Linked DNA regions of Homo sapiens: region 2 is linked to region 1. A link is a contact called in ENCODE Hi-C or POLR2A ChIA-PET data. All regions are on one chromosome and are shown on one strand. The core of a region is the stretch at or near the end of the contact, and the rest is flanking DNA. Distances in the headings are between cores, read along the strand shown.

What was found. Hi-C counts contacts between places; a loop is a spot of excess contacts on that map. ChIA-PET counts read pairs that join two places held with the same protein, here RNA polymerase II (POLR2A). Pooled maps may share reads with other maps.
Region 2: a map with no recorded cell type shows a loop between it and region 1 (3-fold over the local background). The contact joins two enhancer-like sites. A Hi-C loop is called at or near these places in 2 of 37 single-sample maps with no recorded cell type and 5 of 50 pooled maps. POLR2A ChIA-PET finds 5 or more read pairs at or near these places in 2 of 52 experiments (OCI-LY7 and activated naive CD4-positive, alpha-beta T cell).

The regions. Positions count from the first base shown.
Region 1 is chr21:14,478,721-14,484,901 of GRCh38, forward strand. All of the region lies in intron 1 of LOC124905053 (a long non-coding RNA gene), which reads left to right. Among named protein-coding and RNA genes, the nearest start is that of SAMSN1, 65 kb to the right of the region's middle. Within about 2 kb of position 3,596, at least 4 of the 41 ENCODE cell types and tissues checked have a DNase peak (open chromatin) inside an H3K27ac peak, as active enhancers do.
Region 2 is chr21:14,761,789-14,768,220 of GRCh38, forward strand. No RefSeq gene overlaps it. Among named protein-coding and RNA genes, the nearest start is that of ASMER1, 150 kb to the right of the region's middle. RefSeq lists enhancers at 1,292-1,411, 1,572-1,701, 1,752-1,811, 1,942-2,001. Within about 2 kb of position 1,508, at least 7 of the 41 ENCODE cell types and tissues checked have a DNase peak (open chromatin) inside an H3K27ac peak, as active enhancers do.

The DNA of each region.
Region 1 (6,181 bases), core at 2,346-4,845:
TGGATTAAGAATTGAAAGGGTACAAGACATGAATTTTGATGGAGTTAGTGGAAATTCTTTACCCTTTTTTCTTTTCTTTCTCCTCTCCTCTCCTCTCCTCTTCTTTTCTTTTCTTTCTTTTCCTGAAGCAAACTGATTGCCAGCAAGGCTGGTGGCTGGTAGTGAAATAGAAAAAAATGACCTGAGACCATGTAAGTGTAGTTATACCGGAGCCATAGAGCTCACTGCTTTCAAGAACATGGCCTAAGTAATTTGAAGCCATGGCCGGGCGCGGTGGCTCACGCCTGTAATCCCAGCACTTTGGGAGGCCGAGGCAGGGGGATCACAAGGTCAGGAGTTCAAGACCAGCCTGACCAACATGGTGAAACCATGTCTCTACTTAAAAAAAAATACAAAAATTGGCCAGGCTTGGTGGTGCACACCTGTAATCCCAGCTACTCAAGAGGCTGAGGCAGGAGAATCTCTTGAACCAGGGAGGCTGGGCAACAGAGTAAGACTCCGTCTCAAAAAAAAAAAGAAGTCATGAGGTCATGAGCATTGGTGGATCACTGTACTTGCCCAGCTACCAGCAGGAAACACAATCAAATTAGGAAATCCCAGGAAGGCTTATTTATAAAGGGACTAATTACAAAGGTGTGGGCAGAGTAGAGGGCAGGGGAACCAATAAGGGCTGCACTGGTAGTGGGAGCTAAGAGCTACAGAGCTGTTACTCAATCTAGACCCTAAGAGATCAGGAGGAAGAGCAATTACTAGAATCTCAAGGAAGGAGAATCATGTAAAAGGTCACCTTGAAAGGACTAGCAACCTTTGATTAAGGGAAGCACCAGCACAAGGTGATCTCACAGGGAAAACAAATACCCTGACCTCACTCCTCAGGGAATGAGGGGACTTTCTGCTCACTGAGCCCAACAGGAACCTCAGGGCACAGAACTGGAATGTAGTAGCTTATACAGGTGAATATATCTGAGTGAATATCCAGGCTTCACAAGTGGAGAGTAGATTGGAGAGGAGAGTCAGAAACATCTCATTTTGGTATGAATGCTACTTCTTTCATTGTACGCTACCAAAACTCACAGCCACCCTTCCAGTGATTTTATACAGTTTCACCATGTTGGCCAGGCTGGTCTCGAACTCCTGAGCTCAGGTGATCTGCCGGCCTTGGCCTCCCAAAGTGCTGGGATTACAGGAATGAGCCACCATGCCCGGCTGTATATATATATATTTACCATTTCCTATCTTTTCTTTTCTTTGTCTAAACTAAATTTCTAGCAGCATTGCTGTATCTTCAGTACACCAGCATGAACCACCTTAGCCCCTGAGTAATCAGATATTTTTTTAAAACATACAAATGTGATCCAGACAGTTCATTATTCTCCCTATATCACTATTTCAGTGTAACAGTGTGCTTTTAAACGTCTGTAGTTTGTATTGCTAAAGGAACACTTAAGACCTCACTTTTTTACATTGTTTGCCTTCTAATTATATTTTTCTAGTAAAATATTTAACCATTACTTCCTGAATCACGGATTCTAAGGTGCAATAAAAATCCAAAGGGAAATATATTTGTTTCCTACAGAGACAGTTTTTTTTTTTTCCCAGAGCATTTTCAATGACTGCTGCAGAAACGAATGAGTAAAGGTTTCCGAAATGAATAGTTGCAGAAAACCAACTTACTGTCATACAGAAGTCCATGCAGCCCCCGGGTAAAAGTACTTATGTATCTCCTTTTGTTGAGTTCTCTATTTTTTTTTATGAATATGCATATTGGGGGATAAACTTCCATCTGCTCTCTTTTAGCTGATTCTATCACATTTTTGAGCTTTGCATCATTATGGAGCTTCAGAGAAAGATGATCATTTACATTACATATGGATATAAAGGAGAGAAGGAGTTGATGAATTGCAAACAAGTATAATTTATATGGACAAAGTGTGCCAGAAGTGCTTTTCACCCCATTTTACTCGGCAACTGGAATGATTCCTGCCCATTCACTTGGCCTAGTGCCCAAGAACTCAGAAAGGAAATGATCCTGTTAGCCTTACACATCAGGATTCTACTCCTGCCCTATGAGGAAATGCTGCTTTGCACTCAGGCCCATCAGGGACCCCAGAAGGTCAAAAGAAACCACTGAATATACTAATGTCATTTTTTTACTTTCTTCCCTCATGGTTTCTTAACTTATAATTTATGTCACACAGACCTTCTGATACTCTAACTGTTGGTAATTCAAATGTGAGAAGTTTGCATGACGAAGATAGGGAAGGAAGAGTTATGAAAAGGTCATATATGTTCCTGGTAGCTTCTCAGCCTCTTTCTGCACTTCGATTTCCCATGGCAGATTATTTGCCTAAATGCTCTTAAGCTTTATAAATAGGTAAATATCTACATTTAGGCGGCCTTCCTGAGGGCTTCTCTGTTGCCTATAGCACAATGAGTTGTGACTCCATAATTTATCAGAGACCAGGGTCCAAGGTGCACTAATAGCAGTAATAACCCCAAAACTTTTATTTTTTCACTTATTCATTAGGCATTTATTTATAAATCCTTCATTCTTCAAAAATGAGTACTCCGGCTGGGCACAGTGGCTCATGCCTGTAATCCCAGCACTTTGGGAGGCCAAGGCGGGCAGATTCCCTGAGCTCAGGAGTTCAAAACCACCCTGGGCAACATGGTGAAACCCAGTCTCTACTAAAATACAAAAAGTTAGCCAAGCATGGTGCTGCCCACCTGTAATCCCAGCTACTTGGGAGCCTGAGGTGGGAGAATCACTTGAGCCCAGGAGGCAGAGGTTGCAGTGAGCCAAGATCCTGCCACTGCACTCCAGTTTGGGTGACAGAGTGAGACTCCATCTCAAAAAAAAAAAAAAAAAAAAAAAAAAAGAGTACTCCTATCATGAGCTAGGTGTGAGGAATGAAAGCTAAATATAGCACAGCCTCTCCGTAAGCTGGTTAGGAGTAAACAAAGATATTCTTTCATGAAGAAATGGTCATTCATCTGAGAAGTCCTCTTAAGCCAGCTGACTCTCTCTCATTGCTTCTGACAAACACAGTTGTCATAGCTCTGAGACAATTTGTGTCTTAAGAATTTCAAATGCCTGCAAGTCCATGCCTGCATTGTGGCAGCATGTGCACTGCTTCCACTGAATGTCCAGACATCAATGAATAAAAATGAAGTAGTGGATATAATAGCAGTAGTTGTTTTTATGCACATACTACATGCGTCGTGCTGTGTGCTTTACACACATTATCTCATTTAATTGACAACATTTTGTAGATTAAAAAAAAAAGACTAAGCTTAGAGGATAAATGACCTGCCCAGTCACACAATTCTCAAACCAGATGCTTCAACTCCATGATCTCCTCCAGTCTCTATGTTTAGGTGAACATTGGGTGTGATCAGAGAAATTCGGCAGTTAAATAGGAGGTAACATAAAAAGAGGGTTGCTTTTATCTCATTTCCATAGCCAAAAAACCTGGTCAAGTTTAGAAGCTGCTGTTCTTTTACCTACATTTAGTCCCTATTCGTTTTGCTCTCAACCTTTACGTGATTGTAGCGTGACTTCCCACTTTATGAAAGAGTACTTGAAGTCTGTATGCAAATTATTCAAGTTTTTTGATGGTTGTGGGGAGGATGGAAGTGCGTGCGTGTGTGAGGTGATGGAGTATCTAAAATTTCTTCCTATTATTTTTCTCAGAACTTCTGCTTGTAACGGAAGTTTCTCAACATGAAATGTCATCAATTTGGCCTCATTCAGGAAGTTGCAGGGCACTTGACTGTAACCTCAGTAAATTGTACGTTTTCTGAAATCCTGATAATCTTTAGCTGCCTATCATTTTGAAATTTTAAAAGTTATTTTATTTCTGAACTAACTCCCTTGGCAATTTAATTGATTAAAAGAGAAAAGATTATAATGAAATACTTCAGAATGTAGATATATTCATCTGTACATTACAAGGGGAACTCAGAATTTAAATGATCTGATTTTTGTATTCATCAAAAAATTACTATGAGGATTTTATTTATTTATCTGGAATAAAATTCCTCTAACCATGCATATTGTCACAACATACTTGAATTTACAAAGATACGGAATCTCTGGGATCAGAATAACGGTATATTCTGATCTGTGTATATATGAAAGACTCAGTGGGTTCCAATGAGAGAAGCTATGCTATGATTCTCATGCGGTTATATAGTTAAAAAGACCTTTGTTGGCATAGTCTTGGACAGCATACATGTTCCAACTTTAAATATTGCTGAGTGAATAAATAAACATATGAGACTGGGAAATGTCGTCAGGGTTCAACCTAGAAACACAAAGCCAGTATCATGATCTTGTAATTATTATAATGTTAATCCTTTAGCCATCTTAAAAGGCTTGGACTCATGTCTCTCACTCAGCCAAAAGCAGCAGAAGGTCCAAGTTCCTCAGCTACCTCCCAACCTTGGATGAGCCGTTTCTTATCTTTCCGCTGCTCTTTATTCAGCTTTCCATGGCCAAGAGAAAAACCTGTCTTCCTTCTGTTGATGTTCCCTGCCCCACGTTGAGGGAGCTGAGGCGAGAGCTGCAGAGGATCCGTAAGGAGCTGTGGGTAAGGTGAGGACAGCAGCCCTCCCTTAATGTGGAGTATACGTCCGCTATTCTTGTGTCCTTTTTAGTGCGGAACTCCGTGATGAGGCCTTCCTCCTGACCACTTGAGCCTCATGGTGTCTCCTCTTTTTAGGAATCCAATCTCTCTTCCTGTGCTTCAATCTCCTCAAGGGCTCTGCAGCACTTCCCCTCAAAAGCATTTCCCTAAATCCTTGACTGGGTACCAGACCTTCATTTTTAAGTGATTGAAGTTGTGGCTGAGTATGCGTCATGGGCGATTGCCACCGTTTTAAAGTCAAGTAGTTTGTTAGTTGCTCCCCAACTTACAATTTCCTGGCATCTCCATAAAGAAGCTATCCTGTCTTGATCTCCCTGAGGCAGCAGGTGATTAAAGTTTTAAAATCATGGTTAGTGACTGCTGTGTTTAAGGAGGCCCCAGAATAATCGATTTGGAGTGGTAGCTGTAGCAAGAGTGGGGTCATGATGGAGGCAGCACCTTGGAAAACTGAAATGAAACACCATTTCATGCTGTGAAGGGGGAAGAATAGAGGTAGACATGTGCTTTAGCCTCACCTGGGCACTGCATATGCGGTTAAATCTCAGGGGTCTGGAAAAATATGCCGGACGTTAGCAGTGTAATGTTGTCCTCCAGCATTTGAAATAACACTTTGTGTTTCCTGTTTTTTCCTAAGGTATTACGTTTTATTGGTTAAAAAAAAAATAGGTCACTTTGGAAGGTACTTACCTACAGTACCTATATAAATTGAATGGATCAATTTAAATAGGAAGATGGAATCTGTTATATAGGAATAATCATCATATTCAATGCCCTCTAGCAAATATTTCCTAAGTGCCCACTGTGTGCCAGGTATTATGTTAGGCACCAGAGATTAAAAAGGCTAAACAAAATAATCTCTGTCACAAGGAGGTCACAGTCTTACGGAAGGGCAATTGTCATACAAATATATAAAGCATAATATGACAAGTGCTATGAACCACAATTTACAAGTTGCTATGGAAACACAAAGAAGAGAGCACCAAAGGGAATCATGGAAGGCTTCACAGAGTAAGTGACCTTTAGGATGGAGGAAAGAGGGAGACTTCCTAATGTGGAAAATAGCAGGAGACACTCCAGGAAAATAAATAGCATATGGAAAGTCACAAAGGGAAGAAAATTGCAAGTATATTGTTATGGCTGGAGTGTAGATTGAGAGGTGTGTGTGTATGGTGGTGGTGGTGAGGGGGTAGTTACAATTCATAAGGTAGGTAAAAAGCAATTGGGGAAGACCTTATGCAGCCTGGAAGGAAGTTTGGATATTATACTAAAGACAATGAGAAGCCCTCCAAAACTTTCAAGCAGAAAAGTACCTGATTTGATTCATGGATTAGAAAGATTTATCTGGAGGCTGTGTGGAGGATGGATGAGAAGGTAGGGGGTCAGTTGGAAAGCTACTGCCATTTTCCGTGCATGAGATCATGAGGATCCAAAGCAAGACAACAACCATGGAAATGGATAGAAGGCCATGAATATGAAAGCATTTGTAGAGGTAGGATCCATAGGGCTTGATTACTTATTGAATTTGTATGAGG
Region 2 (6,432 bases), core at 258-2,757, 280 kb after region 1:
CAGTATAAAACCTTTCATCTTGACATAATTAGAAGAATCTTCCAAACAAGTAAAACTATGACTTGCTCACATGCCTACTTTTCCCACATGACCGTGGCAAAATCAGATATTGTCAGACAACTTGAGGACCTCAATTCACCATAGAATTTTCATAAAATGGTTAAGAGGTAGGATCCTATGGTTCATGGAGGAAATTTGGGAAGAATTCATGCTTAGGCTAATAAAAAATACAGTTCATTCATTCATCTCCATGAAGACAGGAAAACTATGCCATTCTGATCTTCACTGTATCAATCAATGGTCTGTAATTGTTCAGTAAAAATTCTTCAAATGAAGGAATGTCCAAAGTTGTCTGGATTCAGTCTGTAAAAGAGTAATTAAGCTTTTGCTTTTGCTTAATATACATGCCTTGACAGTATATTAAAGTGCTTAATTAAGCAGCTTTTTTATGGTCACAGAAGTCTTTGTGATATTTAACATTATGAAATCTACATATTCAGAGCCACCTCTAGTCTATAAAATTAAAGTATTTACATATAATTTAATCACATATTTTCTTCACAAAAGGCATTATTTAAGATATGGCAACTAAATCAGAGAATTCTGGACAATTGCTTTTGTTCATAATTTTATCCAAATGATGAAGTTCATAATTACACAATGTTACAGTTATGAATATATTAAGGTAGACCTTAAAAGCTCACAGCAAAAGAGTAACACAGTGTCTGAGATTGTGCAATGTACCAAAGAGGATATTGACTTTACTCTGGATAATACGCAGACAAATTTACATTTATGTCTTAAACTTAACCCCTAACCTTATAAATGATTGAATGCACCCAGTGGCTTATTTTCTGTAAATCAGTAAGTAACCTCAAATGAATGCATCAATTTTCATAATGCATGCATTGTTAGTATCATCTAATATTTTTATTTCAAGTAAATAACCATATTATTCATGCTAGTAGCTGGTACAAACCTTTACCATTCTTCTTAAATTACTTAGCTGGACTCACCCACTCATTTTAACAGATGGCCAAGCCTCCTACCTCACAGAGAAAATAGCAGCCATCAGTCACAAACCGCACCTCTTGTATTATCTGCATGTTCCCCAGCTTTCTCTCCTTCCCTTCTGTCCCAAAGGATGTCTTGCCTGTCTTCCAAAGATAACACTTTAATCTGTACTCCTGATTTCATCTTCTTCCTTTCTTCCTCTCTATGTTTACTGAGTGCCTTCTGATGCCAGAATATTCTAAGCCTGGGGACACAGTGTGAAACAAGACACAAAGCCCCTCTCCTTGTGGACTTTGCATTCTATTATGTGTCCTCCAACGCCTTTTCAATATTCACCACCGTTTTTTGAATCTTCACTGTATCCTCTGTCGTGGCTGTTCTCTTTTAGCTTACAAACCTGTCTAACTTGTCCTCATCCTTAAAATGAATCTGCTTATTTTGCTGAATTTGAAGGCATGTATTTCCTTCCCTTACTGCTGTACTTCTAGAATCAGCTGCAGTTTCTGTTTCTACTTTCACTTCCCTTTTTCACTCCTCAGTGCACAGCTATCTATTTTTCTTTTGTTCTCTGTACTCCAGTGAAACATTTATCCTCAGCCTTTGACACACTCTTCCTTCCCTTGAGTCCTCATGAATCCTAGGACAGAATATAGTTTATTCTTCTGGCTACACTTTTTGCTACTGCTTCATTCTCTGCTTGCAACCTTACTGTTTGACTCCCCAAGATTTCTTCTTTGGCCTTCTTTTCTCATTCTGCCCATTCTTCTTGAATCATCCTACCCACACCCATGGTTTCAACTACTACCTATGTGCTAACAACTCCAAAATTCTGTTTTCAGAGCCTTCTGAATTCCTTATCTATATTTTCAAGTACTCCAAAAGCATTCTCATTTAAATAGCCATATCATGTGCTAAAGATGTGGTACGTATTGCCACAGAGAAACACAGAGAAAATATTACCAGCTGTGATTATAGAAAAGCTCCAAAATCTCAGTGGCTTAATAAAATATGAGTGTTTTGTTGTTGGTGGTGGTGGTGTTGGTTTCATTTTTGCTCACGTAAGGTCCAGTTGGAGGTGGTGGTGGCGGCAGTGTGGTGTAGAGGGTAAAGGTGGTTCTGAGACCCAAGTTCATGAAGAATCTCCCCTCTATTATGTCGCTTGCCAGGTCATTCAAGAAAGTTTTATCCAGCCAGTGGATGGGAAGAGAGTTTGGAAGGGGTGGAAGATTTTATGTGACAGTTTTGGAATTGTTATATTTTCACTCACATTCCATTGAACAGAATTCAGTGACATGGTCCCACCTAGATCCAAAGGGGTTGGAAATGATAGTCCATGTCTGGGCAGCCACTTCATAGCATCCTCTATATTATGCAAGAGGAGCAAATCTTTAGTAGTTGGTTAAAAGTGTTTGCTACAGAAATCCATAGGTGACCTTTCTAGACAGAATTTTGTTTCTGATCAGTTGAATAAGGATCGCGAAGAGTGAAAGTGGAGACGAACAGGGTGATTCTTTTCTGGAAGCACAATGTTAGTGTTTAGGTGCTCATTTAATGTTCTTAGAACCAAAATTTGGCTGTTAGGGAAACGACAAAGCTCAGGAAGCAACTGATTTCTCTACCTTCCATTTTTATTTCCCTTAATCCAAACTTCATATAATTTGAATGTCAGAGTGTCATATGTTGCTGGATATAGTTTGGATGTTCGTCCCCTCCAAATCTCATGTTAAAATGTAATCCCCATTGTTTGAGGTGGGGCCTCATGGGAGGTGTTTGGGTCATGGAGGCAGGTGCCTCATGAATGGCTTGGTGCCATCCCCATGGTAACAAGTGAGTTCTCGCTCTGGTAGTTCATGCAACTGCTGGTTGTTTAAAAGAGTGTGGCACCTCCCTCCACTCACACCATGTGAGAGGCCCACTCCCTCTTTGCCTTCCACCATGACTGTAAACTCCCTGAAGCCCTCAGCAGAAGTAGAGACTGGCACCATTCTTCTTGTACAGCCCATAGAAACATGAGTCAATTAAATCTCTTTTCTTAGTAAATTACCCAGTCTCAGGTATCTTTATAAGAACACAAAAACAACACTAACACGTTGCCCTCCTTCATTCCTTATTATTTTTTCTTTAAATATATAGTTATTTTTCTAATAATAAAAGTATAGATTAATCTTTCCGAAACTCAATTAATTATTTCATTCCCTGAGTTAAGACATTCAATAATATCTCCAATGATTCCAAGAGGAAGTGCGAACACATATGATGTCATGAAAGGCGGTACAATGGCACTCCAGCCAACCTTACCTGCCTTTCACCGAGCTTTATTGTCTGCTATCATTCTGTACCACTTTAGCACCCATAAGGTCTATTTTCCACTGCCAGAAAGCAGATGGCAACAAAGAAAATGCTGGCAGTACTATTCCCCATGTGGTTTTTGTTTAGAGTCACTATTGAGAAGCATCACACAAGACATGGAAAGCAAATGCCTCCAAATCCAAATTCCAAAGATTGGGAGGGCATTATTCCCCAGATATTGTGAGCAGACACATGGGTGGTCATGAGATTTGAAGCACATTCTGAATGAACACTTGAAAATCACCTCAATAAGTATTCTGCACTGAGATAGTCTTTATCTCCCCGAAAGCCTTCCAATGAGAATAAACTTCTAATTCCCTGCATTAAACATTTCAAACTTGCAATACGTAGAGTAGCTGAGATTTCCTTGAACAAACCTTGACATATAATGTCCATCATTATGCCATAACGCTCTCAAGTAGGGACACACACACACACACACACACACACACACACACATAAAAACCAAAATTCTTACCATTACCAAAATCCAATTCATTGTTTTGATACATGCTTTTCTGTATGGCATGTCCTTTTCCTGACATTTCTGTCTGACAAAAGTCCTGTTCATCCTTCAAATTCAAATACCACCGTCTAACTGAGTCCTTCCATAATTCCCCCAATTATAGACACATGCTCCTTGGGGAGCCCATAACATCTTATTCATACCACTTACATGGTATTTATAACGTCATTTATATGCCCTCACCTTGTAGAGAGAAATTATGTTTCATTACACTCTGTGGCCTTAGTTCTTAGTACAAACATTGTCGTATAGTAAGCATTCAATAATGTGTTGGATAAATGGTCCATTTTGAAACAAAATGTCATTAATGTAGGTGAACATTTTCTTCACAGCATACTCTGAAAATTGGGAGAGTAAACCTACATGCTGGGAGTATACTTAAGGCTCACTGAAGCATTTCAGGCACCACCCCCTCTCTCCAGTAGGACACAAGCATGAGAGACAGATAAATGAGCAATGGGAAGACACACACCATCTTCCACCTCTCCCTCACCTTTCTCCTCTCAATCTCTTATCACTTATAAAATTAGTTATTTCATTTATTGGCCTACTGGGAGTAGGTTTTATACCAATCCCTGACTCCAGTATCCACCATTACACGCTTTTTCCTCCTGAAGACTTACTGTAGAGAAAAGGTTTTCTCCATGTTGTCACATTAATGGTTCTATGTGTCTGACCTTCCTGTAGGAGGTGCCCTAGTTGCCCAGACAAGTGGTGCCACCTGCCTGGGTGCAGGGGAACATGCTCCTGACGCATTGCAAGGCAGGAGCAGCACCGCCAGGAGCTAAGCCCCAACTGCAACATTCGTTTTCCTTCATTAACATAGGGTCAAAATGGCTCCACTTTTTAAAATGGCTCCTTTTTAATTAAATTGATGCCAGCTTCTGTGTTTCACCCTATCCCAGGAATTTTCAGTCCGTGACTTAAGGCAAGGACAGAGAAAAAATAAATAATAATTTGAGTAGCCCTTTAGCTTGGATTTTAATCTCCAGAAGCTTTGTTCAGGTCAACTACCATTCAACAAACTCACAGCCACATATTCCATTGATTCATGCTGCAAATATGGCATTGATTGGGCAGTGAAATTACTGGGGTTTTTCTGGGGGCTAGAGTAGACTGATAAAATAAGCGTGCTCTTTACCATCTTGGAGCTTACAGTTTTTGGAGGAAGTAAAAGGAGAAAATAAATAAAAAGAAACTTTCAATATAATATAAGGTAAGAGGTAAGTTCTATAAAGTAAAAATAGAGCAGAGCAACAGGATAGAGAGGGTGGGAAGGGGCAGATGGATCACACTATTTTAGATGGTGTGGGTAAACGTCTCCAGTGTAATGAGGAGCCTTCTGTGCTAGACCTGAGTAAAGGAAATAAGCCATAGAAATGGAAAGATCTACGGGAAGAGCATTCCAAACAAAAAAGAATAGAAAGATCCTGAGGCCTGGAGTGTCTAAAGACACTCCACAAGAAGGGCTGATGTGGCTTCAACTGAGTAGGGGGAGACAAGCTGGAGAGGCGGGCAGGGGCTAGTTCTGTGAGAGTCTTGCAACAGGAGTCAAAATTTCCACGTAGGTCTAAATTATTGTCACACTTGTGACAAGACTTTAATTAGGGCCATGCTCAATGTGCCTTATTCCTCTTGAGGAGTGAAAATAAATTAGGCAGTCTAGAATAAGTAAAACCAAGAAAGTTATTTCTGGTGTCAATTGTCCTGTTATTTGTCATGCTACCTATTTTCTAAAAGAAATTACCTTATTAAAGCATCTCATTTATTTACACCCAAAGGGCTTTGCATAAACTGAAATTAAATCGGTGTGAGGGCTTTTACAAACTTGGGGGAAATTACTTCTCAGCCTGAAAGTAGTAAGGGAGATTTTGCCAATGACCTTATGAAATCTTTTTAACTTCCTAGGAATGCAATCATGTTTTCAGAGCTTTCTGAATAAACCTTAGAGAGATCTATTGTTTTAGATATGAGAACACTGCTATTTCTGCAAAAATCATCCAGGTCATTAGTGGCTGATTCATTCACATTTCTGCAGTAGCTCAGTATGTAGAGCAGGCTTTGAACCAGATACAACCAGACTTACAATCGATTCTCAATCTTTCTACCACTCTGAACCTCAGTTTTACAAATTAATTGATAATAGAATCAAATGTAGATACCTGGTCTAGTGCCTGGCACATCACATAAACTTTAAACTAGTGGTTCTTTGTCCTTAGCCAGTTGTATTTCATGAAACTTGTAGGCAAGAACATTGTTGTACTTACTTCCGTGCAAAATATTCTCCAATGCCATAGTATATTTTGCCCCCCTCATTCACTTTTGCCTTTCAATTACCATGTTTCTTACAGGCTAAGTCAGTTTAAGAGCCCTCCTTCCTCCCCAAATATGAAAGCCTTCAAACTGGAATGGGCCTCTGAGGTAACTAGGAACTGTGTCATATCATAGATACGACAAACAAATAGATTGCAAACCTATCCAACAGGACTTTAAACATATATTCTGAGCCTATCTATTTCATCTCACAGACCCATATTTTGATT